Linked DNA regions of Homo sapiens: all the other regions are linked to region 1. Evidence: chromatin loops called from intact Hi-C (ENCODE). Cell type or tissue: heart right ventricle. All regions are shown on one strand. Region 1 overlaps TMEM270 (transmembrane protein 270). Region 2 holds the start of ELN (elastin). Region 3 overlaps CLIP2 (CAP-Gly domain containing linker protein 2).

What was found. A loop is a pair of places that touch in the nucleus more often than their neighbours do. Peaks named below come from ENCODE experiments on the same cell type or tissue, not always from the same donor. Only the 100,000 strongest peaks of a DNase experiment are listed, where the experiment ranks them.
Region 2: it touches region 1 in a loop (12-fold over the local background); 92 of 110 quality-filtered maps call a loop at or near these places.
Region 3: a loop joins it to region 1, with 8 times the contacts of the local background. A loop is called at or near these places in 37 of 110 quality-filtered maps.

Annotation. Positions count from the first base shown.
Region 1 is chr7:73,862,791-73,870,790 of GRCh38, reverse strand. It overlaps TMEM270 (transmembrane protein 270), which reads right to left. Exons shown (of 3, transcript NM_182504.4): 2 at 5,370-5,798; 3 at 4,901-5,214. The coding sequence ends at 4,918. Among named protein-coding and RNA genes, the nearest start is that of TMEM270, 5.6 kb to the right of the region's middle. RefSeq lists an enhancer at 1-820. In heart right ventricle, a CTCF peak has its summit at 4,478 (motif pointing left); a DNase peak (open chromatin) is centred at 4,442; H3K27ac peaks cover 1,092 bases.
Region 2 is chr7:74,022,635-74,030,634 of GRCh38, reverse strand. ELN (elastin) reads right to left here and starts at 2,462. Exons shown (of 33, transcript NM_000501.4): 1 at 2,366-2,462. The coding sequence starts at 2,447. RefSeq lists enhancers at 1,135-2,106, 3,079-4,051. In heart right ventricle, a CTCF peak has its summit at 3,638 (motif pointing right); DNase peaks (open chromatin) are centred at 1,042, 2,744, 3,634 and 7,404; H3K4me3 peaks cover 4,007 bases; H3K27ac peaks cover 3,902 bases; H3K27me3 peaks cover 2,331 bases.
Region 3 is chr7:74,389,995-74,397,994 of GRCh38, reverse strand. CLIP2 (CAP-Gly domain containing linker protein 2) reads right to left here. Exons shown (of 17, transcript NM_003388.5): 14 at 762-921. Among named protein-coding and RNA genes, the nearest start is that of GTF2IRD1, 60 kb to the left of the region's middle. RefSeq lists a silencer at 1,955-2,144. In heart right ventricle, CTCF peaks have their summits at 3,222 (motif pointing right), 3,954 and 4,156 (motif pointing right); DNase peaks (open chromatin) are centred at 3,219 and 4,144; H3K27ac peaks cover 583 bases.

The DNA of each region.
Region 1 (8,000 bases):
CGGTGGCTCATGCCTGTAATCCCAGCAGTTTGGGAGGCTGAGATGGGCGGGTCACCTGAGGTCAGGAGTCCGAGACCAGCCTGGCCAACATGGCGAAACCCCGTCTCTACTAAAAATACAAAAATTAGCCGGGCATGGTGGCGGGGCACCTGTAATCCTAGCTACTCAAGAGGCTGAGGCAGGAGAATTGCTTGGACCCAGGAGGTGGAGGTTGCAGTGAGCTGAGATCGTGCCCCTGCACTCCAGCCTGGGGGACAGAGCAAGACTGTCTCCAAAACAAAACAAAAAAAGAAGTGCAGCTGAGAAGGCAAGGACCGAGGCACAGGGCAGGACTTCAGGAAAGCCCCTTGTCCTCTAAGTTTCAGTCCCACGACTGTCCAGCGGCCCCAGCTCTGGACTCTGAGACAGGAAGTCATCGTGGCCACAGCGGCCACTGGTCAAGGTCAATGATCAAGTCCACCTGACCATAGGGCAGCCTAGCAGGGGAGGGGCGAACAGGCACAGCTACTCTTGGGGCCATCGGGCATCTTGCCAGCTCCTTCTCACCCTGTCGGGGCAAAGCAGCTCAGGAGAGAGACAACAGGACCGGCACAGTCTGGCCTGGGTGGGGAGGCTGGCTGGGGGAGCTGGATTGAAGCGAGAAGCGCTAATAGGTTATGTCAGGCGAGCGCTCTGGGGAAGGGGCCGCGCCTCTCAGCTCTGGCAGCCCCACCTGGGGCCTGAGCCCAAGAGCTGGGGCCTGGAGAGAGACGCTGGCTCAGTGCTGAACCCAGTGTGCAGACCGGGGAGCAGGAAGGCAGGACAGAAGTGAGCCCCCATCCCCCACTGGGCCTGGGGCAGCAGGGGGGCTGGTGATAGACACACAGACCCCTCTGGTGGGCTAGGCAGGTCCCAAGTGACAGAGGCCACCCATGCTTACATGATGGGACTGGGCTTGGTGGAGAGCGAAGCCCCAGGGGGTGGGACCACCCCTCTGCTCAGGGGAACCCTCTTATTATGTATCCCCTCATTTCCTTTTCTGTCCAGTCCCCCCATCCTGGGCGCCAGGATCCCATCCCCAAACCCTCCCGACCCTGATCTCTCCCCGAAACTCCCGCTGCTCTGCGTGGACTTCACCAGCCCCTCCCCCATCCTTCAGTGCGCACTTTGACAGCCCCTAACACCGCAGCCTTTCCTGGGGTTGGGATGAGGTCAGGATGAACCGGGGGACAGGGAGAGGCCTGCAAATGAACCCCTCGCCCGGGAATGTGGGTTCCAGGGCTCCGGGAGGTGGAGAGGGTCTCAAAACAAGAGGCGGGGGGGTCAGGGAAGGGCCAGGAACTCGGGCCGGGGCCTGCGGGCAGACTGAGGAGGGGGGCCCTTACAATCACAACGGGGCAGCCAGGGCCCTGTGTGTCTTGGCGAAGTGGGACCCCTGGCCCGCCAGGTATGTAACAATTCCAGCCATTTCCTGCCCTATTAATGAAAAAGGGACTGATATAAATACACGCTCAGCATAAATAAATACAGGCCAGGCCCAGGACTGCATAGCAGACAGATTGCGTGAAGCTGCTGGCTGGCCTTGCAGCCAGCTCCCCCCACCCTGCCCATGCCCCGTCCACCCCCTGACACCGGCCACCAGTTGTTTTCTTCCAGCAGGCCAGGGCCCCTCCATGCTCACAGGCCTGAGACAGACGGACTGACTGCTCCCACCCCGGGCCTCAGAAGCTGCAGCCCCCAGAAAGGCAGCAGGCCTGGGAGATGGGGAGCCAGGGAGTGGGGTCCCAAGAGCCTCCCATGCCTGCTCTGAGCGGGGACCGCACGTGCACAGACCAGGCAACAGCCCTGTGACATCTGGGGTGTTGTGATTATACCCTGATCACAGGAGGGGAAACTGAGGCTCTCAGGGTTTAGTAAATTGCCAAAGGTTACACAGCTGAGAGGTTGTGGATCCAGCATCCAAACCCAAGGCTCTCTGACCCCAAGGCCTCTGCTGTGCCCACCATTGTGAGTGGCAGCCGAGGGGAGATTCTGGCCTTCTCCCTTTCCCCCAGGATGCCAGAGACCTTGGAAGGCCGGAAGAATTCAAGTCCTAGAAGAGATCTTGCAAAAGCAGCAATAACTCCAGGACAGGGGATTCAGGGAGCCAGAAGTCAGCCAGTGTAGGGCCTTATTGGCAGGCTGCGTAGACAGGGGGACTGCTCCTCTCCTGCCCCACCCCACCTCTTACCTGGGCACTGAGGAACAAGGCCTGGCATCAAGGAACCCCAAATGCTGACTCTCGGCCAGCCGCAGTGGCTCACACCTGTAATCCCAGCACTTTGGGAGGCCAAGGTGGGCAGTTCGTCTGAGGTCAGGAGTTTGAGACCAGCCTGGCCAATATGGTGAAACCCCGTCTCTACTAAAAATACAAAAATTAGCCAGACATGGTGGCGCTCGCCTGTAGTCCCAGCTACTCGAGAGATGAGGCACAAGAATTGTTTGAACCTGGGAGGTGGAGGCTGCAGTGAGCGGAGATCATGCCACCGCACTCCAGCCTGAGTGACAGCGAAACCCTGTCTCAAAAAAACAAAAACCAAACCAAATGCTGACTCCCTTATCGGGGATCACCCCACCCATCCCGCATTGCACAGACATGGGAACCGAAGTCCAGAGTGGGCAAAGAGAGCCTCATCCAAGGTCACACCCAGTGACCTAGGCGGGCAGAGGCAGAGGCAGAGGCACAGAATCCAAGCTTCTGTCCCCAAGCCCAGATCTTCTCCACGGGGCTTGGGCCACATTCCTGTCCATCCCCACTTTGGCCCCAAACTGCTCTGGGGCCTCCTCCTTTCCTCCAGTCCCTGCCTCAGCAAAGAGCTGACATCACCTACTCCTGCACTCATGCTTCCCTGAAAGCTGTGTGTATGTTCTAGAATCCCAGTCATGTTACCCCTCTGACCAGGTGCTTATAGGTCCTTCCTGGTACATGTTCTACCTCGTTGGCCAGATGGGACCCCTCAGATGTCCCTCCTAGAGCAGGACAGCCTTGCTGCTTAGACTTGGAGGAAGGGTCTGGAAGTTCACCCACATCCACCCTGAGCTGTAAGGGAGGCCCTCACTGAGCTGGGAACCCGAGTGGAGAAGAGCCACGCTCACACCACCACCCTCTGGCTTGGGAGTAGGTGAGAGGTAACTGCAAACACTCAAGAAACCATCCCTTCCCCTCTCAGCAGAATCACTCACCTGAAGGCTGAGTCTTGGGGATTGGAAGCATCACAGCCTGAGCTGGCACAGCAGCATCAGCCACCCATGCAGCAGGACCCTGTGTCCTTACTCACAGGTTAGGGGAGTGCTGAGATACTGGATAGGTTTCCCCTTTCCCCAGGGAGACAGATGGCTCTTCAACAGATAGCGGGTGAGTGGGTGTGGTTGGTTCTGTGGATGAATGGATGGGTGGGTGGGTGGGTGGATGGATGGATGGATGGATGGATGGATAGATGGATGCATGAATGGGTGGATGAATGGGTAGATGAATGGGTGAGTGGATGGTTAGGCAGATGGGTGGCTGAATGGATGGGTGGTTGGGAGGATGGATGGATGGATGGGTGAATGGATCAGTGGATGGATAGATGGATGGATGGATGAATGGATGAATGGATGGATAGATGGGTGGATGGATGGGTGGATGAGTGGGTGGATAGATGGATGGATGCATGAATGGGTTGATGAATGGGGAGATTAATGGGTAAGTGGATGGGTAGGCAGATGGGTGGGTGAATGGATGGGTGGGTGGGTGGGTGGATGTATGGATAGGCAAATGGACCAGTGGATGGATAGATGAATGGGTGGATGGATAGACGGATGGATGGATGGATGCATGAATGGGTGGATGAATGGGTAGATGAATGGGTGAGTGGATGGGTAGGCAGATGGGTGGGTGAATGGATGGGTGGTTGGGAGGATGGATGGATGGATGGATATATGGGTAAATTGATCAGTGGGTGGGTAGATGGATGGATAGGTGGGTGTGTGGATGGATGGATGGATGGATGGATGGATGGATGGATGGATGGATGCACGAATGGGTGGATGAATGCATAGATGAATGGGTAATTAAATGGGTAGGTAGATGGGTGGGTCAATGGATGGGTGGTTGGGTGGATGGATGGATGGATAAATGGATCAGTGGATGGATGGATGGATGAATGCATAGGTTGTTGGGTGATGATGGATGGATGGATGGATGGATGGATGGATGGATGGATGGATGGGTGGATGGGTGGAGGGATGGATGGGTGGATGTGTGAGTAGATGGGCAGGTGAATGGGTGAGTGGGTGAATGGATTGGTGGGTGGGTGGATGGATGGTTCTGTGGATGGCTTTGTGAGTGGGTGGATAGGTGGATGGATGAATGGCCAAGTGCATGAATGAATGGGCTCCTTGAAGCCTGGCTCACAACTGTTTCTCAAAGCTTTCTAAATCTCTGAAATGTGAGGCCCTGGCACCCCCCAGAGGCCAAAGTCTCTAACTGCCCATCTCCCCTAAAGCCCTGGGCACCAATACTTCTGAGAACCAGGGGCACGCACCTAGAGAAAGTTAAGGATTCTGGGAAACAAAAAATCTAGAGACCCAGTGCTGGTTCTGCCCTTGACAGACTGTGACCTTGGGAAAGTTCAACCTTCTGAGGCTCAATTTTCTCAGCTGTAAATGGTGCTAATCAAACCTGATGCCTGTGTTGCTAGGAGATTTAAACCAAATTATGAGTAAATTGTCTGAGATGTTTGATATCTGGCCCATAGAAGATGCTGACGGAAAGTGATTTCCTTCCCAGAGGCAGTCCTGGGCTCACATGCAGGCACACACATGCACATCACTCACACAACATCTCTCCAGCCCATTAGGGAAGAGGGAGTGAGACCATAGGCTAGGCCAGACCAGGAGAGGCAGATGGGGATACATTTATTCTCTGGGAGTTTCTTGCTCTGGCAAAACTGTTCCAGACTCTGAGTCCGAGGACGCAGACAGTGAGGGCAGCAAGGAAGACCCTGAGACCTCCTGGGGTTCAACCTCCTGGGCCTCGGCCAGCTGGGTCGTGTGCTCAAAGGCAGCCTGCAGCAGGTGGGAGGCCAGGCAGGTGGTCCAGGTGATGAGATAGGCCAGGTGCCAGGAGGTGAGGGCAGTCATAGTCTCCACCCACCAATACAGACGTCTCAGCTGTACCAGGAGCTTCCTTACCACGCAGTTCACTTGCAAGGCCTGGAACAGGGAGACAGATGGGCAGGTGGCCCTTAGGAGCTCATAGGGTTACACTGCTTGGCTGTGGCTCCCCCCTGCAAGCCCAGCCAGCCCTGACCACACCCAGTACCCCAGGTTTGCCCTCCACACCCCAGCCTCACCCCGAGACCACCCACCTTACTGAGCTGCCTGCCCAGTCGGAAGCAGTGGGACTTCTGACACACCCTCCAGGTCACTACCACCAAGAGCAAGGCCACCAACATCAGGCCGTGCAGACATGACAAAAACAGATCTGTCCAGATGGCCACAGACAGGCCCAGCTGCTCCCAGGCACTGAGCAAGGCCAGGCCCAGGCCCTTGGTGCTGCCCCACATGCCAGCCCACATCAGCCTGGGTCCCTGTAGCACCAGCCATACGGGGACCTGTATCAGAGCCAGCCCAGCCCAGAGAGCCTGGCCCAGGGGGCAGGCTGCAGCTCCCAGGGGTAGGTGGGCCTGCCAGTTACAGGACCCCCGGGCCTCCTGGGCCAGCCCTGACACCCAGTGGTTGAAGAGGTTGATCTTGAGGAGCAGGAAATTATAGAGGTGATCTCGGTTCTGAACCAACTGCAGAAGAAGAGAGAGAGACAACCGTCAGCCATCATCACCCTCCTGGGACAGGAACCCCACTTTTTCTTTTTCTTTTTTTTTTTTTTGAGACGGAGTTTCACTCTTGTTGCCCAGGCTGGAATGCAATGGCGCTATCTCGGCTCACTGCAACCTCCACTTCCCGGTTTCGGGCGATTCTCCTGCTTCAGCCTCCTGAGTAGCTGGGATTACAGGCGCCTGCCACCACACCTGGCTAGTTTTTGTATTTTTAATAGAGATGGAGTTTCACCATGTTGGTCAGGCTGGTCTCGAACTCCTGACCTTAGATGATCCACCCGCCTCAGCCTCCCAAAGTGCTGGGATTACAGGCGTGAGCCACTGCGCCTGGCCAGGAACCCCACTTTTACTGTAGAGGTGAAGCTGCTGGACCACCTTGAGTCAGATCCCCATCTCAAGGCCTCAGCTCCCCACAGGTGCAAGGATGAACTCTGTCCACTTTGAAGGACTCCCTTCTGAGAAGGGAACATTAGAAGGTGTTTCATATTGTATTTGGGTTCCTTTCCATTGGATATTTTTTTTTAAGAAACAGGATCTCACTCTGTTGTCCACGCTGGAGTGCAGTGGTGTCATCATAGCTCACTGCAGCCTTGACCTCCCACACTTAAACAACCCTCCCATCTCAGCCTTCCAAAAAGCTGAGACCACACAAGTGCATGCCACCATGCCTGGCTAATTTTTTTTTTTTTTTTTTTAAGAAATGGAGTCTTCTTATTATGCCTGGGCTGGTCTTGAACTCATAGGCTCAAGCAATCCTCCCCCCATTAGCCTCCCAAGTAGCTGGAGCTATAGGTGCATCTCACTAAGTCCAGCTAATTTTTTTTTTTTTTTTTTTTTTTGTAGAGGCGGGGTCTTGCTATGTTATCCAGGCTGGTTTCGAACTCCTGGCCTCAAGCAATCCTCCTGCCTCAGCCTCCCAAAGTGCTGGGATTGCAGGCATGAGCCACTATACCTGGCCTCCATTGGATTTAAATGATTATTTACAATACTCCAGACTGAAGGAGGTTTCATGGCTATTATTACCATGTTACGATCCCCCACCCCAATCCTGTGGGCTTTGAACCCAGGTCACTTGTCTTCTTCCAAGTAGCTGGGCTTTGCCTCTGTACCAGTTGTCCCCTGGCATCAGGAGGGCTGCTGGGGCAAAGGACAATGCCATTAGGGGCAGGGAGGCGTGAGAGACATGGGGCAGGGGTCACATAATTCACGACAGACCTAATGAGAAGGGTGAAGGAGAGAGATCCAGAAAGACTTCCAGATTTCCAGCCGGACATGGTGGCTCACACCTGTAATCCCAGCACTCTGGGAGGCCGAAGCAGACGGATCACCTGAGGTCAAGATTTCGAGACCAGCCTGGTCAACCTGGTGAAACCCCATCTCTACTAAAAATACAAAAATTAGCTGGGCATGATGGTGCATGCCTGTAATCCCAGCTACTCGGGAGGCTGAGGCAGGAGAATTGCTTGAACCCAGGAGGCGGAGGTTGCAGTTTGCCCAGATCGTGCCACTGCACTCCAGCCTGGGTAACAGAGTGAGACTCCATCTCAAAAAAAAAAAAAAAGAATTCCAGATTTCTGATCTGGGTGGTGAGTTGGACAACGGTGTCTCCCATTCACTGAGATGAAGCTGCAGGACTGGGGTGAGGTGGGGGAAAGCTGTTCTTGAGTCCTGGAGACCCTTCATCAGAGCTGGAAAGCCCCCAGCCCTTGAGTGACACCAATCCACCCACCTGGACCCCCCATCCCCGTGTCCACAGGCCCCACCATCTGAGATTGGCTGCAAGACCCCCCACTCACGGGCTGGATTTGCAGAGCTTGGGACGTGGAGGGTGGAGCTATGCTGAGACCAAAGGGTCCAGCAGGGAGAAGAATTAGGGTAGAGCTAGGAAATAGGACCTCCCAGGTTATGGTGCTGAGACCAGGGAGGAGGGAAACCTATGATATCCCACATGATCCCACAAGATCATTTCTATAGGAGAGGAAACGGGCTCAGAGTGGTGAAGTGATTTGCCCAAATTCACACAGCTAGAGGGTAAAACAGCCAAGATGCAAATCTTTTTTTTTTTTTTTTTTTTTTTTTTTCTGAGACAGGGTTTTGCTCTTGTTGCCCAGGGTTGCCCAGGCTGGAGTGCAATGGTGGGATCTCGGCTCACCGCAACCTCCG
Region 2 (8,000 bases), 160 kb before region 1:
CTTGAGCCCAGGAATTCAGACCAGCCTGGACAACACAGCGAGACCCTGTCTCAATTTAAAAAAAATAAAAAAGGTAAAAAAATAAAAATAAAAAAGGAAAATAAAAGAAAAGGAAACCTCTGTTCCAAACCATCTTCAGTTCTGAAATCAGGAAAAAAAAAAAAAAAAATCCCTGATACTATTTCTGGGGGATGGGGAAGAATTATCCCTGGGTTAATTTCTCATGCTCACTTTTGAAACAGCCTGGGAGCTGTGCGGCTTGTCCCCTCCTCCTGCTCCCCCACCCCCGCAACAGGGTTCCTTCCTTGGAGCCGCTGAACTTGCATAAGTGACACCCTCCTCCTTGAGGGAGAAGCCAGGCTCCCCCAGGACAGCCAGGTGAGTGGCAGTGAGCATGTGACTGAGCGCTCCACTCCCTGTGTTGGCTCCCCGACCTCTGCAGACTTCAGTAGCACTTCTGTGCAAAACCCCACACGAGCTCATCAGTTCACACACCCCTTATTTGGACCTAGCAAGTCCAGCCACCTGGGACAGAGCTGAGATTGATCTCTGCAAAGTGTGAGGCCAGCTGGGCGTTTAGCGGTGTCACTGAGGACACAAGGAGAGAGCTGATTCTGCCTAGGGCATGCCTGCTTTAAGGACTCAGCCCCAAGCCTTCCCCTCCCCAAATGTTGCCTGCTAGCTCACTCCTAACCCCCTTGCCCCTTGACCTGGGGCAGAGAGCTGGCTGATACTAACCCCCGGGGACTGCCTTAGCCTGCCGGAGCCTCAGCTTCCTTGTTTGTCAAGTGATGATAATAATTTCTAATTCTCAAGGTTCCTTGATGATGAACTGCCACCCTATAGGTGGTGGCCCCATCTGGGAAGAAGGGTGGCTGGGTGTTTGGGGGCTACACCTGGGGAGGAGGCTGAGACGGACCCGGGGCTGCTGCTTTCAGGCCCTGGCTCGTTGCCCCTGCTGGGGCCCGCCTGTGGGTACCCATGTCCCTTGGCCTCATCCAGGTCCAGCAGCGGACCCTGCACAGGAAGCTGTTCAATCTCACGGAAACAGCTGCAGCTCCTGCCCAGGCCCTTGACTCCACCCCGTGGCCCTCCCGCCCCCCACTCAGCGTTTGGTTCTCATGGCAAGGAGGACTCCCGAGGAAACCAGACTCCACCCAGACCCCCCTACCAAATGCCCTCCTTTTTCCCATGCCCGGGAGCCTCTTCTGTCCTCCCCCGTTGGCCGCGGCATAGCAGCCCCACAGGGCACACCCTCAAACCCCATAACCAACTGTGCCTGGGTTGGGGCACATAGCAGATGGCCCAGCAGTGCCCCAGGATCCACTCCAGCCTCTGTCTCAGCCACACTGCCTCTGCCAGGAGACAGACACCTTCTCCAGCCCGCCTTTCCATGCTTGCGTGCCACATCGCACACACATTCACACACACAGATGTACACACTCCATAACACACACAGTGACAGTCCACACCAGTGTCACACCTGGATGCCAGATCGCCCATGTCTACATGTGTACATGTCTACATGTCTGTCAGGTGGCAGACTTTTGCACACACTAAGGAGCAGCTTCATATACCTCCTCCAAACATACGCATACACCTGCCTAAGGATGAACCTGTGAGCAGACATATGTACCCCTCCAGAAATCCCTTTCCCTGTTCAGTGACACAGCCGGGCATCTGAACACATGCACACCTGTGCATGCACACATACACACACGAGCACACAGCACGCTCATTCCTGTGTGCATGCACACACACACACACACACAAATGCATACCAGGAGTCCCTGCCTGCCTCAGCAGGGAGAACACAGCAGCAGCTTCCCAACCTGCAAACCCATCCTCAGCGGAGCCCTGACCTTCCTGACGGGGGGATCCCGGCTTCCCAGGGGTCAAGGAACCTGCTGAGGTCACACAGCTCACTGCGGTTGAGCTGGTATCAAGCCCAGGTTCCCTGTCCCCAGGGCTGGTGTGCACCCCAGCTGTGTCCACAGGTGTGCAGACTGTGGTGTCTCCAGACCCAGGGGTTCCCGCTGGGCCCTCCCCCAGGATGCTCTGATCCCCCTACAGGGCGGGCACCCGGGCACCTGAGCAGGGGCCCCCTCAGCCCTCGCAGGGCAGCAAAGCCTGGATGCTGGGCTGGGACTATTCTGAGTCGAGGGTGTCTCTTTGACAGGTTCCTCCTGGGCACGGGGCTGGCTCCTGGGAGGGGCAGTTCCGAGGACCCAGTGGCTGAGGGGCTCCCACCTGGGACCCCTTGCAGTTCCCAGGGACGAAGGTCTCCCCCTTGAGCGTCTAGTCACCTGGCCCAAAGGGCCCGCAGCTGTGGGCAGCGCTGGGGACAGGGGCGAGGGGTCCTTACCTCCAGGCCGAGAGGGGTGGAGGATGGACAGCAGGAGCAGGAGGACTCCGGGCCGCGGGGCCGCCGCCGTCAGACCCGCCATCTCGGGGAGAAATGCCCCAGCCCGCTCTCCGCACCTCGTTTTATCCCCAAAGCCTAATTGTTGCCTCGTCGGCTGTGAGGGAAAGAGGGAGGGAGAGAGGGCGGGCGGGAGGGCGGGAGAGGGGGGAGGCCTGGGGGAGGGGGCCGCGGGGAGGGGACAATTACGAAAGGCCCGGCTCACAAGCCTCCCAGGCCCGGGCTGCTGGACTGCGAGCTTTTTTCCTTGACACACACACGCACACACATGCACACAAGCACACACTCACACACACACACTTTCCCCCATCTCTTTCCCGCTTTCCCTCTGCGACTGTTCTTTCGCTGCTGGCCCTGTTCCCGCCAGAAAGAGCGAGGGGGGCCTCTGCCAGGACAGCCCTCGGGAGAGGAAGCAGAAGGGAGGGCCTGGCGGCCAGGCCAAAAATCCCAGCCCCAGCCAAGGCCCGAGTGGCCAGGCCCCCGCCCCTCCGGCTGGGCCCCGGGCCCAGTGTGAGGATACGGGCCAGCTGTCCCGCGCCTCAGCCCCCACCCCGGCCCTCCAGACTCCCCAACACCCCCAGGTCTGGCTAGAGACAGGTTCTGCCCAAAGCTGGGGAGGGGAGGCATTGGGCAGGTCTGGGGGTTTGGGGGGTGCGATGTCTACAGAGGCCGGGGGGCTGCAGGTTGAATGGCCTGGAAGGTAGGCCCGGGTTGGTATTGCTCTGGGAGGGATCTGGGGGGAAGGTAGGGGACCCTGGACAGGGCTGCATTCTGCAGGGGCCAAGGTCTCTGCCTAGCGCCTGAAGCTGGGGAGGAGGTGTTGGGTGGGTCTGGGGTGGATGCCTGCAGATGCCAGGGGGTTAGAGGCAGGGGAATGGCTTGGGAGTTAAGGCCATGTTGGTGCTGTCCCCAGGGGCATCTGGAGCACATGGAGGATCCCGACACACAGGGTTCTATTCTGCATGGGTCAAGGTCACAGCCCTATACCCAGCCCCATGCAGGCCGCAGGGTCTGGTAAAAATCAGGCTGGATCCCCAGGTGCCCTGTGGGGGAACAGGGAGGTGGGAGCCCCCCGCAGACTGACAGGCAGCCCAGCTTCCCATTATCACTGGGTCACCTCCCATCCCCACGCTGAGCACAGCTAGCGCCCACACCAGTCTGGGAGCTTCTCGACTGCTGTTCTCCCGGCCCCTCTGGGAAGGCTGACATTCCGCTGGTGGCCAGGAGGGGGCGGCCTGCACTGAAACAGCTGGGACCACGTTCCTGGAGAACTCTGCATTTCTGCCCCCAGGACTGAGCTGGACGGGGACCCTGGGGGATTTTGGGGGTTGGAGTGTGGGATGGAACAGGGGAGGGTCGTGTCCCCCACCCCTCACTTCCCACTACTGCTAGAGGAGAAGAAATGTGAGACCTAGAGAATAGGAGAGGGAAACTTGTTCCTTGTCCTAGGTCACAGCCAGTCAGGGAACAGCATGGAAGCCACACGCCCTGTGGGCTTTTCCCTGCACCACGATGGCTCCGAGGGATGAGTTAAAGACCCCTTGTGGAGGCAGGAGCACTGTGGCAGTCTGGAGTGCCAGCAGGGGTGGCTCAGCGTGGAAAGGTCAAATGCAGGCATTGGTCAAAGGCAGGTATTGGTGGACCTAGAAGTAAATTTCTGGCTCTAGCCTTTCTGGTAGGAAAACCTCTCCACAGAGCATCAGTTTCCTTATCTGTCTACAGGTGATCAGTATTCCTAGCTAAGAGATTATTGCAAAGACAAATACAACGTGGTCTTGTATTTCTGCTAGATCAAAAATGCTCTGTGTTCAGCTGGTGCTAGGACTGGTGTCAATACCACAGTTGCCGTCACTCGCTCTGCAAGTACTCTGCTTCTAGGACAGCTATCAGGCTTTGGTCTATACGGGGCCACCCCAGGACCCTGGACAAACCCTTCCTTTTCCCTGGGTCTTTGGAGGGAGCAGCTCTGGAATTTTGGAAGGTAGGGGCATGCTGGGAGAATTGTCTTGAAGATGTACGCACACAGCCAGTGTACAGCTCTTACTTACGGTGTGTGTTTATTTGGGGGTGCTTTGAGGGTAGCTGATGGAGATTATGCTGGGGTGAAAGCCCCCCCAAGCCACCCTTTGTTGGTGGGGTTAGGGGCTGCTCAGGGGCAGGGTCTGAAGCTCGATGCCCAGGATGTGCCTGCTGCAGGGGAGGGGAAGTCAATGGTATATCTGCGTGCCTCCGCCTGCCTGGGAAGGAGGAAGGCAGGGGCTACTGTGGGGAGCTGGACCCCTCTCTTCTCGAGGCAGTGACACGGGCAGGAACCAGCTTTCAGACTTGCAAACCGCAGTCTGCACAGAGTCTTTATTAATTCCAGGACGGGGAGAGAGTCCGGAGCCAGGGGGAGAGAGTTTGCAGTGGGGGGATCCAGGAGGGGTGTGGAGGGGCACTCACAGGAATAGACTTGAGGTGGCTGGAACAGACCTCTCCCCTGAGGCCGGGGGCCCTGTGTCCTGCCCCCAGCCTGTGCGCTGCTTCTGCTTAGCAGCCTCTGCTCATTGCAGGAGCTCCACGAACATAACATGCAACAAGATTGCAAAAGGGGGCCTCAATTCACAATCAAATCCATTGCACTGAATATCCATGCCGTGTAGTCTGATGCATAAGATACATAATGTAAGAACTAGAGATGACAGTCATCGGCCACCATCCATTCATTCATTCATTTACTTGTTCATTCAAGACCCCATCAGTACTCAAATGCTTAGTGTCACCTCCTTGCCTAGCTGTATGACTAAATAAGGTCATACATGCAGAATTGCCCACAGAGGGCTACCGGGTGCACCTGGCTGCCTGGTGATCGTTGGTCTTGCCGTTATCATTGACAAGCCTTTCCCGCTTGTTGCCTGGCTCAGTGCCACCAAGGGGCAACCAGATGAGTCACCCACAGGGCATCTCTATCTTCCAGCTCCTCTGGGTGCACCCATTTTGGTAGGACAGAGTTCCCAGTCTCTGGATGGCTCTGAGAACATCGTGCTTTGCTCAGACACCCTCCGTCGCTATCCAGACAAAGTTCAGATTTTTTTTTTGAGACGGAGTCTCGTTCTGTCACCCAGGCTGGAGTGCAGTGGCGTGATCTCCGCTCACTAAAATTTCTGCCTCCCAGGTTCAAGCAATTCTCCTGCCTCAGCCCCCGAGTAGCTGGGATTACAGGCATCCGCCACCACTGCCAGCTAATTTTTGTATTTTTAGTAAAGACCGGATTTCACCATGTTGGCCAGGCTGGTCTCAAACTCCTGAGCTCAGGTGATCCGCCCGCCTCGGCCTCCCAAAATGCTGGGATTACAGGTGTGAGCTACCGCATCCAGCCCCTCCTATGATCTTAAATTTACTAGTAGCCATATGAAATAAAAGAAAACATAAGTAAAACTATTCTTAGTAATATATTTAACACAACATATCTAAAGTATAATCCTTTCAACATCCAATCAAAATAAAAGTTATTGAGATATCTTGCATTCTTTTTTGTACCAGGTCTTAAAACTGGTGTGTATTTTGCATCGAGGGTACGTCTCAATCTGGACTTGTCACATTTCAAGTGCTCCATTAGCCACATGTGGCCAGCAGCTGCCACCGGGGACAGCACTGGTTTAGATCATAAAGGACTGGTGAGATGAGCTAGCCTTAGTTCTTTTTTGGTGGTTTGTTTTCTTTTTTGAGAGGGAGTCTTTCTCTGTCACCCAGGCTGGAGTGCAGTGGCACGATCTTGGCTCACTGCAACCTCCGCCTCCCGGGTTCAAGCAATTCTCCTGCCTCAGCCTCCTGAGTAGCTGGGATTACAGGCACGCGCCACCACGCCTGGCTAATTTTTGTATTTTTAGTAGAGACGGGGTTTCTCCGTTTTGGCCAGGCTGATCTTGAACTCCTGACCTCAGGTGATCCTCCCGCCTCGACTTCCCTAAGTGCTGGGATTACAGGCGTGAACCACCATGCCCAGCCAGAGCTAGCCTTAGTTCTGATGCGCTTGGAAGGGAATCTGAATCCTGCTATGCAGAGGTTCAAAATGGGACGGGGCTTGAGGACAGGGGAGAGGGACAGAGAAGGAAGGATGTCCTTGGAGGCTGGCAAAGGGCACCCGTGACAAGCAGCCCCAAAGGAGTGGCCCTGCCCTCGTGCTGGTGACTGAGCCAGAGAGGGCGGCTACCTCCTGTGGGGTGCCCGGCAGCATCGGCCCAGAGCCAGCACCTCAGCTGGAAAATGAAAGGGACTTCTGCAGTTCCTCTCTTCCCAGAGGCCACCAGGGACCCCTCGGATGGCCGGCCAGGAAAGGAAGGGGTCTGGCGCAGGCACAGGTGTCAGAGGTAAAGGGACTGCAACCGAAAATAGATCGAATGCCCATGGGTCTGGGCCATTTGCTGGGTGTCCCTTCATCACACAGAGCCAGCTCAAAAGAAGGACAGGCTGTGCTTCGAGGGGGTGCGTTGGACGTTGTGGGAGGGAGGCTGAAATTCTGGAACTCGGTGCTTCTGCAACCCCCCAGGCTGGGAGTGGGTTCGGAAGGGTCAGCAGTCGTTGTTGTGGTTGTGATGGGGACTGATGTTGATTAGTGTATGAGTTTGGCCAGATTATCTAATAATAATGAAGGATGGTGACATCAACAGTAATTGACCCCTAGAATCCCTGGTTTCGTCCTATGAAGACAGGATCTTCATAACCATTTAAGAGTACAAACATATCTGTAAGAATTTGGTATACAGCAAGTGCTCAAACATGGGAGGGGGTCCATGACACCATTTCAGGCCACTGATCATGGCTGGGTGGAGGGGTAGGCATAGCAGAAAGCCCCATCCCTGTGAGTGCTGCCCCCTGCAACCTCCGGGCCATGCCGTGTTTCCTCTTAGCCCCGGGCGTTTGTGTGTCTGAGTCATTTGTCAGTCTGGATCTTTGGCCAGTGTGAGCCGGGGGTGGGGAGGTGGGTGTCCCGGACGGGCTGTTCTGCCCTGTGCTGTTCCTACAGTGCCTCACGGGCTGTCTGTTGCCATCTAGAGGGGAACATCGTGAGCCGGCCCTCCTCTGTGCACCCCCTTCCCATGGGACCCGGGATGGAGGAGTCCAGAGCACGCCTCTTGTTTGTTTGACACTTGACCGTTTGCAAAGCACACTTCCATTTTCCAATGGGGATATTATTATGCCGGTTAACAAGCAGAAGGGTTAGGAGTCCTGTCTATAAACTCGGCCCCACCAGAAAGAGCATCTTGGTGTCTGCCTTAGATCTGTTTAATTTAATTTAAGCCAATGTCACACGGGTAGGTGGCAGTGAATTCCATCCCAGTTACTGGGTCTGTCTTCCTCCACTTCCACCCCCCACCAAAATCCAGGCATCTTAGATGGAGCCTGGAGATAGTAGGGGCCCTGACTCCCTGACTCCCTTGTTGGAGCCTGTGTGCTCGTGTGCACCCCAAGACTGTGCTGGAATCTGAGGCTGGGAAGCTCGGGGCTGGACCACCTCCAGAGGTGCTTCCAAGGGAGTGGCCTGCAGGACATTCTGTCATCTCCGGGCTGGCAGGAGATGCTTCCAGTCTAAGATACT
Region 3 (8,000 bases), 530 kb before region 1:
TTCCTATTCATAATAGAAAAGAAATCTCGACCGGGCGCAGTGGCTGACACCTGTAATCCCACCACTTTGGGAGGCCGAGGCAGGAGGATCACAAGGTCAGGAGTTCGAGACCATCCTGCCTAACACGGTGAAACCCTGTCTCTACTAAAAATACAAAAAAATTAGCCAGGCGTGGTGGCGGGTGCCTGTAGTCCCAGCTACTTGGGAGGCTGAGGCAGGAGAATGGTGTGAACCAGGGAGGCAGAGCTTACAGTGAGCTGAGATCGCGCCACTGCACTCCAGCCTGGGCAACAGAGCGAGACTCTGTCTCAAAAAAAAAAAAAAAAAACAAAAAAAACTCAGCCACCCAGAATCCCAGGCTTGCTGTAGACTTTCAAGTTCTTGTCTCCTTCCTGAGACTGATGTGTGAAGCCCCACTGCAGGACCCTGAGCAAGGAACTGGCTTGTGGTTGATTACTCCTCTGAACAGGGAGCTCTTTACCTGTATTGGCTCATCCTGCCTCTGGACAGGTCAGATAGGAAGTTTTCCTTTGCACCGTATCACACAGACTGCCACATAGGCAGCCATGATGTCTGCAAAAGCGGCTAGCCAGGGTCCCTCCACCTGCCTGTGGTCCTAGAAGATTTCAAATCCTCACCATGACTCAGCTGTCCCTGGGGTCATTCCAGGAGGTCTCCAGTCTCCATGGCCTGACAGCAAGGCTAGCCCAGCCCCACCCGGACTAGTGCCCCTGCCCCTAGGCCACCCCTACCCCACATACCAGCCCGGTCAGCTTTTCACGCAGGCCCCGGATGTCATCCTTGAGTTTCTGCTCCTTGATCCGCCACTCAGCCTTGTGTACCTCACGGCTCAGGTCCCTCTCCGGCCCTGGGGAGTGACGATTGGCCTCCAGCAGCAACACCCGCAGTTCGTTCAGGCTCCTGGGGGTGAGGCGGGCACAGAACCACTGCACTCAGCCCTGGCTCCTCCAGCTCCCACACTCTAGCAATTTGCCAAGTGTCCAGGGGCTGACCAACTGGTGGGGGACATGGGCTACTAGATGGCATCTGTGCCACGAGGGGCCACAGTAGACACAATTCAACCAAAGCCCAAGAGGGGCCAGGATTTGGGGCTGGGATGGTCCTGAGGACTTGACCTTTCCTAGAGTACTTTTTAAAGTTGTTGTGGGGGGAGTGCAGAGCACAGTGGCTCACGCCTGTAATCCCAGCACTTCAGAAGGCCGAGGTGGGCGGATCATTTGAGGTCAGGAGTTTGAGACCAGCCTGGCCAACATGGTGAAACCCCATCTCTACTAAAAATACAAAAATTAGCCAGTCGTGGTGGTAAGTGCCTGTAATCCCAGGTACTCGGGCAGCTGAGGCAGGAGAATCACTTGGACCTGGAAGGTGGAGGTTGCAGTGAGCCAAGATCGTGCCATTGCACTCCAGCCTGGGCAACAGAGCAAGGCTGTCTCAAAGAAAATAATAATAAATAAAATTTTTAAAGAAAAGACAATATATTTGTTTAATTAAAACACACACACACACACACACATAACCCCAAAACATTTACCCAAGAAATCTCATGAGGCAAGACATTTTATCTATTTTTAAAAAATAGAGACAGGGTCTTGCTATGTCGCCCAGGGTCATCTTGAACTCCTGGCCTCAAGTGATCCTCCCGCCTTGGCTTCCCAAAACGCTGGGATTACAAGTTTGAGCCACCACCCCTGGCCAGCAAGACATTTTAAATACCTGATGTCAAATGGGTTTTATCTCCCATGTCACCTCTTAATCAACTGACAGGATCTACCTGGAGTACTATGATGATAATGGTTCTGAGGCCACATTTGGGGTCTGCAGGAAACAGTGCAGTGATCGATTGGTAATGCCTGCCATGGGCATAGGCAGGAGCACATGCACCCCTATGCCCTAGCGTTTTCCCTTGCCTGCAACTACTACAGAGGGGAAAACTCCCTTACTAGGTGGCCACGGGTAGAGAACAGTGGAAATCTGCTGGCACAGCTCCCTTCCCTTTCCTCCTCCTTTCTGCTATGATGTATGATGTGATGGCTGGACTTTCAGCAGCCACCTTGCAATCATGAGGCGGGGAGCACTGCAAAGGTGTTGGCACTGAGATCTTAAGCTCCTGAACCAACTGCCAGTCACAGCTACCTCCAGATTTCTTGTTATGTAAGAAAAGGAAATCTCTGCTACTTTAATCTGCTGTTTGATGGATGTGACATCACTGTCACCAAAGCATTCCTAGCTGATCTCCCACCTCCATCCTAAGCACTGCAGGAGTGTGGAGGAGCCCACGGTGGCCTGTATCAATCAAGAAAGGCTTCAAGGAAGAGGTGACAATGTGCTAAGCCCTGAAGAATGAACTGGACTTAGCAAACTGGCCAAAAAGAAGGTATCTCTGGCCAGGCATGGTGGCTTATGCCTGTAATCCCAGCACTTTGGGAGGCTGAGGAGGACAGATCACCTGAGGTCAGGAGTTTGAGACCAGCCTGGCCAACATAGCAAAACCCTATCTCTACTCAAAATACAAAAATTAGCTGGGTGTGGTAGCACATGCCTGTAATCCCAGCACTTTGGGAGGCCAAGGCGGGCAGATTACTTGAGGTCATGAGTCAAGACCAGCCTGTCAACATGGTGAAACCCCATCTCTACTAAAAATACAAAATTAGCTGGGCGTGGTAGTGCATGCCTGTAATCCCAGCTACTTGAGAGGCTGGGGCAGGAGAATTGCTTGAACCCAGGAGGCAGAGGTTGCGGTGAGCCAAGATTGCGCCACTGCACTCCAGCCTGGGTCACAGAGCAAAACTCCGTCTCAGAAAAAAAAAAAAGAAGAAGAAAAAGAAGGTATCCTAGAAGGGAGGAATCTCATAACTGATGAGAACTGAAGGATGGAAGGAGGCTGTTGACAGCTGTTGACAGCAGGGAGACGGGGATGAGGCCAGGCTCTGGGAAAGAGGAAATGTGGCTTCAGATGACAGGGAAAATTCAGAGACAATGGATAAAGACCCAAAACTCCAGAAAGTTCTATCGAGACTCAGCAGAGGGGCATCCTGTGGCTGAGACAGGGCAGAAAGCTTCCTCGGAGAAGGTGAGACCAGGCAGGGCACCAAGAATAACTTTTCCACTTAGGATGGGAGACAGGGGAGGGAGGGCAGCCCTGGAACCCTGGCCAGGGGCCTGGCTGGTTTGTTCCTACTGGAAAAGGCACAGGCTGCATCTGCAGAGGGCAGTGTTGTTCTGGAAAATTCCTAGATTGCCTCATCGCATCTGTTTCCCTCCTGGGCAGGGCTACAGTTTCTAGAAAGGTGTTAGATTTGTAGCAAATGTAGCTAGAGCAACTCCTAATCTGTATAGAAGGAAAGGAGATGGCATTTCTTCTTTTACAAAAGGATGTCTGTGCTTCAAAGAGATTCCTTTAACTCGGGTTGAAATGCAAATGCTGGGCCCGGGGCGGTGGCCCACGCCTGTGCTCCCAGCACTTTGGGAGGCCGAGGCAGGTGGATCACCTGAGGTCGGGAGTTTGAGACCAGCCTGACCAACATGGAGAAACCCTATCTATACTAAAAATACAAAATTAGCCCGGCATGGTGGCGCATGCCTGTAATCCCAGCTACTTGGGAAGCTGGGGCAGGAGAATTGCTTGAACCCAGGAGGCAGAGGTTGCGGTGAGCAGAGATTGTGCCACTGCACTCCAGCCTGGGCAACAAGAGCAAAACTCCATCTCAAAAAAAAAAAAAAAAAAAAAATAAGAAGAAAAAGAAGGTATCCCAGAAGGGAGGAATCTCATAACTGATGAGAGCTGAAGGATGGAAGGAGGCTGTTGACAGCTGTTGACAGCAGGGAGACGGGGATGAGGCCCTCTGGGAAAGAGGAAATGTGGCTTCAGATGACAGGGAAAATTCAGAGACAATGGATAAAGACCCAAAACTCCAGGAAGTTCTATCGAGACTCAGCGGAGGGGCATCCTGCGGCTGAGATAGGGCGGAAAGCTTCCTCGGAGAAAGTGAGACCAGGCAGGGCACCAATAATAACTTTTCCACTTAGGATGGGAGACAGGGGAGGGAGGGCAGCCCTGGAACCCTGGCCAGGGTCCTGGCTGGTTTGTTCCTACTGGAAAAACACAGGCTGCATCTGCAGAGGGCAGTGTTGTTCTGGAAAATTCCTAGATTGCCTCATCGCATCTGTTTCCTTCCTGGGCAGGGCTACAGTTTCTAGAAAGGTGTTAGATTTGTAGCAAATGTAGCTAGAGCAACTCTTAATCTGTATAGAAGGAAAGGAGGTAGCATTTCTTCTTTTACAAAAGGATGTCTGTGCTTCAAAGAGATTCCTTTAACTTGGGTTGAAATGCAAATGCTGGGCCCGGCAGAGTGGCTCACACCTGTATTCCCAGCACTTTGGGAGGCTGAGGCGGGTGGATCACCTGAGGTCGGGAGTTCGAGACCAGCATGACCAACATGGAGAAACCCCATCTCTACTAAAAATACAAAATTAGCCGGGCATGGTGGCACATGCCTGTAATCCCAGCTACTCATAAGGCTGAGGCAGGAGAATCACTTGAACCTAGGAGGTGGAGGTTGCAGTGAGCAGAGATTGTGCCACTGCACTCCAGCCTGGACAACAAGAGCAAAACTCCATCTCAAAAAAAAAAAGAAATGCAAATGCTGGGCCCAGTGCGGTGGCTCATGCCTGTACTCCCAGCACTTTGGGAGGCAGAGGCAGGCAGATCACTTGAGGTTAGGAGTTGGAGACCAGCCTGGCCAACACAGTGAAACCCTGTCCCTACTAAAAATTAGCTGGGCATGGTGATGGGCGCCTGTAATCCCAGCTACTCGGGAGGCTGAGGCAGGAGAATCGCTTGAACCCAGAAGGTGGAGGTTGCAGTGACCTGAGATCGCGCCACTGTACTGCAGCCTGGGCAACAGAGTAAGACTCCGTCTCAAAAAAAAAAAAAAAAAAAGCAAATGCTTACAGGGGCTGGGGAATTGGGAGTAAGAAAAATAATGAAGGGAAAGTGGGGCCTCCCCAGGAGACTCAGGGGGCCCACGCCCATCAGAAGGGGGCAGGGGCTCCCCAGCTATGATGGGGTGATCGCCATGCTGGAAGTCTGTCCTGTGTTGTTAGGTCTTGCCATTTGTTATTTTTTAAAATTGTGTTTATTACTATTATTATTTTTGAGACAGAGTTTCACTCTTGTTGCCCAGGCTGGAGTGCAATGGCACGATCTTGGCTCACTGCAACCTCCACCTCCTAGTTCAAGTGATTCTCCTGCCTGAAGTAGCTGGGATTACAGGCGTGCTTCACCATACCTGGATAATTTTTGTATTTTTAGTAGATATGGGGTTTCATCATCTTGGCCAGGCTGGTCTCGAACTCCTGACCTCAGGTGATCTACCTGCCTCGGCCTCCCAAAGTGCTGGGATTACAGGCGTGAGCAGCCACCACACTCAGCCTTTTACTTATTGTTTTTTGAGACAGGGTCTTGCTCTGTCGCCCAGGCTGTGGTATGATCATGGCTTACTGAGTCTCCACTTCCTGGGCCCAAGTAATCCTACTACCGCAGCCTCCTGAGTAGCTGGGACCCACAGGCGTGTGCTCCACGCCCAGCTATTTTCTTTTCTTTCCTTTTCTTTTTTTTTTTTTTGAGATGGAGTCTCACTCTGTCGCCCAGGCTGGAGTGCAGCGGCGTGATCTTGGCTCACTCCAAGCTCCGCCTCCTAGGTTCACGCCATTCTCCTGCCTCAGCCTCCCCAGTAGCTGGGACTACAGGTGCCCACCACCAAGCCTGGCTAATTTTTTGTATTTTTAGTAGAGACAGGGTTTCATCGTGTTAGGCAGGATGGTCTCGATCTCCTGACCTCGTGATCTGCCTGCCTCGGCCTCCCAAAGTGCTGGGATTACAGGCGTGAGCCACTGCGCCCAGCCACGCCCAGCTATTTTTCTATTTTTTTGTAGAGATGGGGTCTTGCTGTGTTGCCCAGGCTGGTCTTGAACTCCTGAGCTCAAGTGATCCTCCAGTCTCCGCCTCCCAAAGTGCTGGGATTTCAGGTGTGAGCCACCATGCCATGCCAGATCTTCCCATTTTTTAAGGGAATGTGGAGAAATCTGGCTTTTCTGTAACATTTGATTTTTATTTTCTTTAATTAATTAACCTTTTTTTTTCTTCTTCTTCTTTGAGACAGAGTCTCACTCTATTGCCCAGGCTGGAGTGCAGTGGCACAATCTCGACTCACTGCAACCTCTGCCTCCCGGGTTCAAGTGACTCTCCTGCCTCAGCCTCCTGAGTAGCTGGGACTACAGGTGTGTGCCACCATGCCTGGCTAATTTTTGTATTTTTAGTAGAGACGGGGTTTCGCCATGTTGACCAGGCTGGTCTCAAGCTCCTGAGCTCAAGTGATCTGCCTGCCTTGGCCTCCCAGAGTGCTGGTATTACAGGGGTGAAGCACTGCGCCTGGCCCCATCTTCTGATTTTTAATTGTTAGTCTAATTTCTTAAAGGCTCAGAGGGACCACACAAACCATGTCTATCGACTGAATCTAGCTCATTGGATGCTAAAGTGTGTTCTGAGGAAATCCCAGTGGGTCCCTTAAAACCTTTTCAAGGGATCTATGGCTCAAAACTATTTTTGTAATAATAACAAAACTATTTTCATTACTTCTCTTCAGAATACAATAGGTTTTTTCTGGGGCTAGTAGAAATACTAACCATGATTTGAAAAGGACATTCAAATACTCCTTTGTTTTCTAACTACATATCTATGTAAGATCAGATTTTTAGAACATAGTTCAACCAAAAGAGCAAATTGCAAAGATGGAACATGGAAAAAGATGCCAGAATCTAGTTTCTCCTATTAAGCCCCAATATTCAAGGATTTTGCAAAAATTTGAAATAATGCCACTCTTCCCAGTAAATATTTTTTGTTTTGGAAAATAGTTACTTTTTTTTTTGATGGAGTTTCGCTCTTGTTGCCCAGGCTGGTGTGTAGTGGCGCAATCTCGGCTCACTGCAACCTCCGCCTTCCGGGTTCAAGAGATTCTCCTGCCTCAGCCTCCCGAGTAGCTGGGATTACAGGTGCCTGCCAACACGCCTGGCTAATGTTTTGTATTTTTAGTAGAGACAGGGTTTCGCCATGTTGGACAGGCTGGTCTTGAACTCACGACCTCAGGTGATCTGCCCACCTCGACCTCCCAAAGTGCTGGGATTACAGGCAGAAGCCACCCCGCCCAGTCCCCCACCCACCCCCCCCACCCCGCCAGAAAATAGTTACTTTTTATCAAAAGCATGCTACTTATGTTACATGCAATTGGCTTATTAATTTTATTTTTTGAGACAGGGTCTTACTGCCACCGCCCAGGCTGCAGTGCAGTAGCAAGACCTTGGCTCACTGCAGCCTCGACTTGCCACCTAAGGTGATCCTCCCACCTCAGCCTCCTGAGTAGCTGGGATTACAGATGTATGCTACTATGCCCAGCTAAATTTTGTGTTTTTGGTAGAGAGGGGTTTTGCCATGTTGCCCAGGCTGGTCTCAAAGTCCTTGGCTCAAGTGATCCTCCTGCCTCAGCCTTCTAAAGTGCTGGGATTACAAGTGTGAGCCACCACGCCTGGCCTGGCTTCTTATTTTAAGATGGATTCGTATCTTACACTTTTTCAGTCTTAATTCTAATATGGTAAATATAGAATAAACAAACAAAAGCTCTTTGGGGATCCTCAATAATTTTTAGGAGTTTAAAGGGGTCCCTGAGACCAAACATTTTGGGGAGGCATTAATCCTTTCTTTCTTTCTTTCTTTCTTTCTTTCTTTCTTTCTTTCTTTCTTTCTTTCTTTCTTTCTTCTTTCTTTCTTTTTCTTTCTTTCTTTCTCTCTCTCTCTCTTTTCTTTCTTTCTTTCTTTCTTTTTTTTTTTTAAAGAGACAGGGTTTTGCTCTATTGCCCCGGCTGGAGTGCAGTGGTATGCCATAGCTGACTGCAGCCTCGAACTCCTGGGCTCAAGAGATCATCCT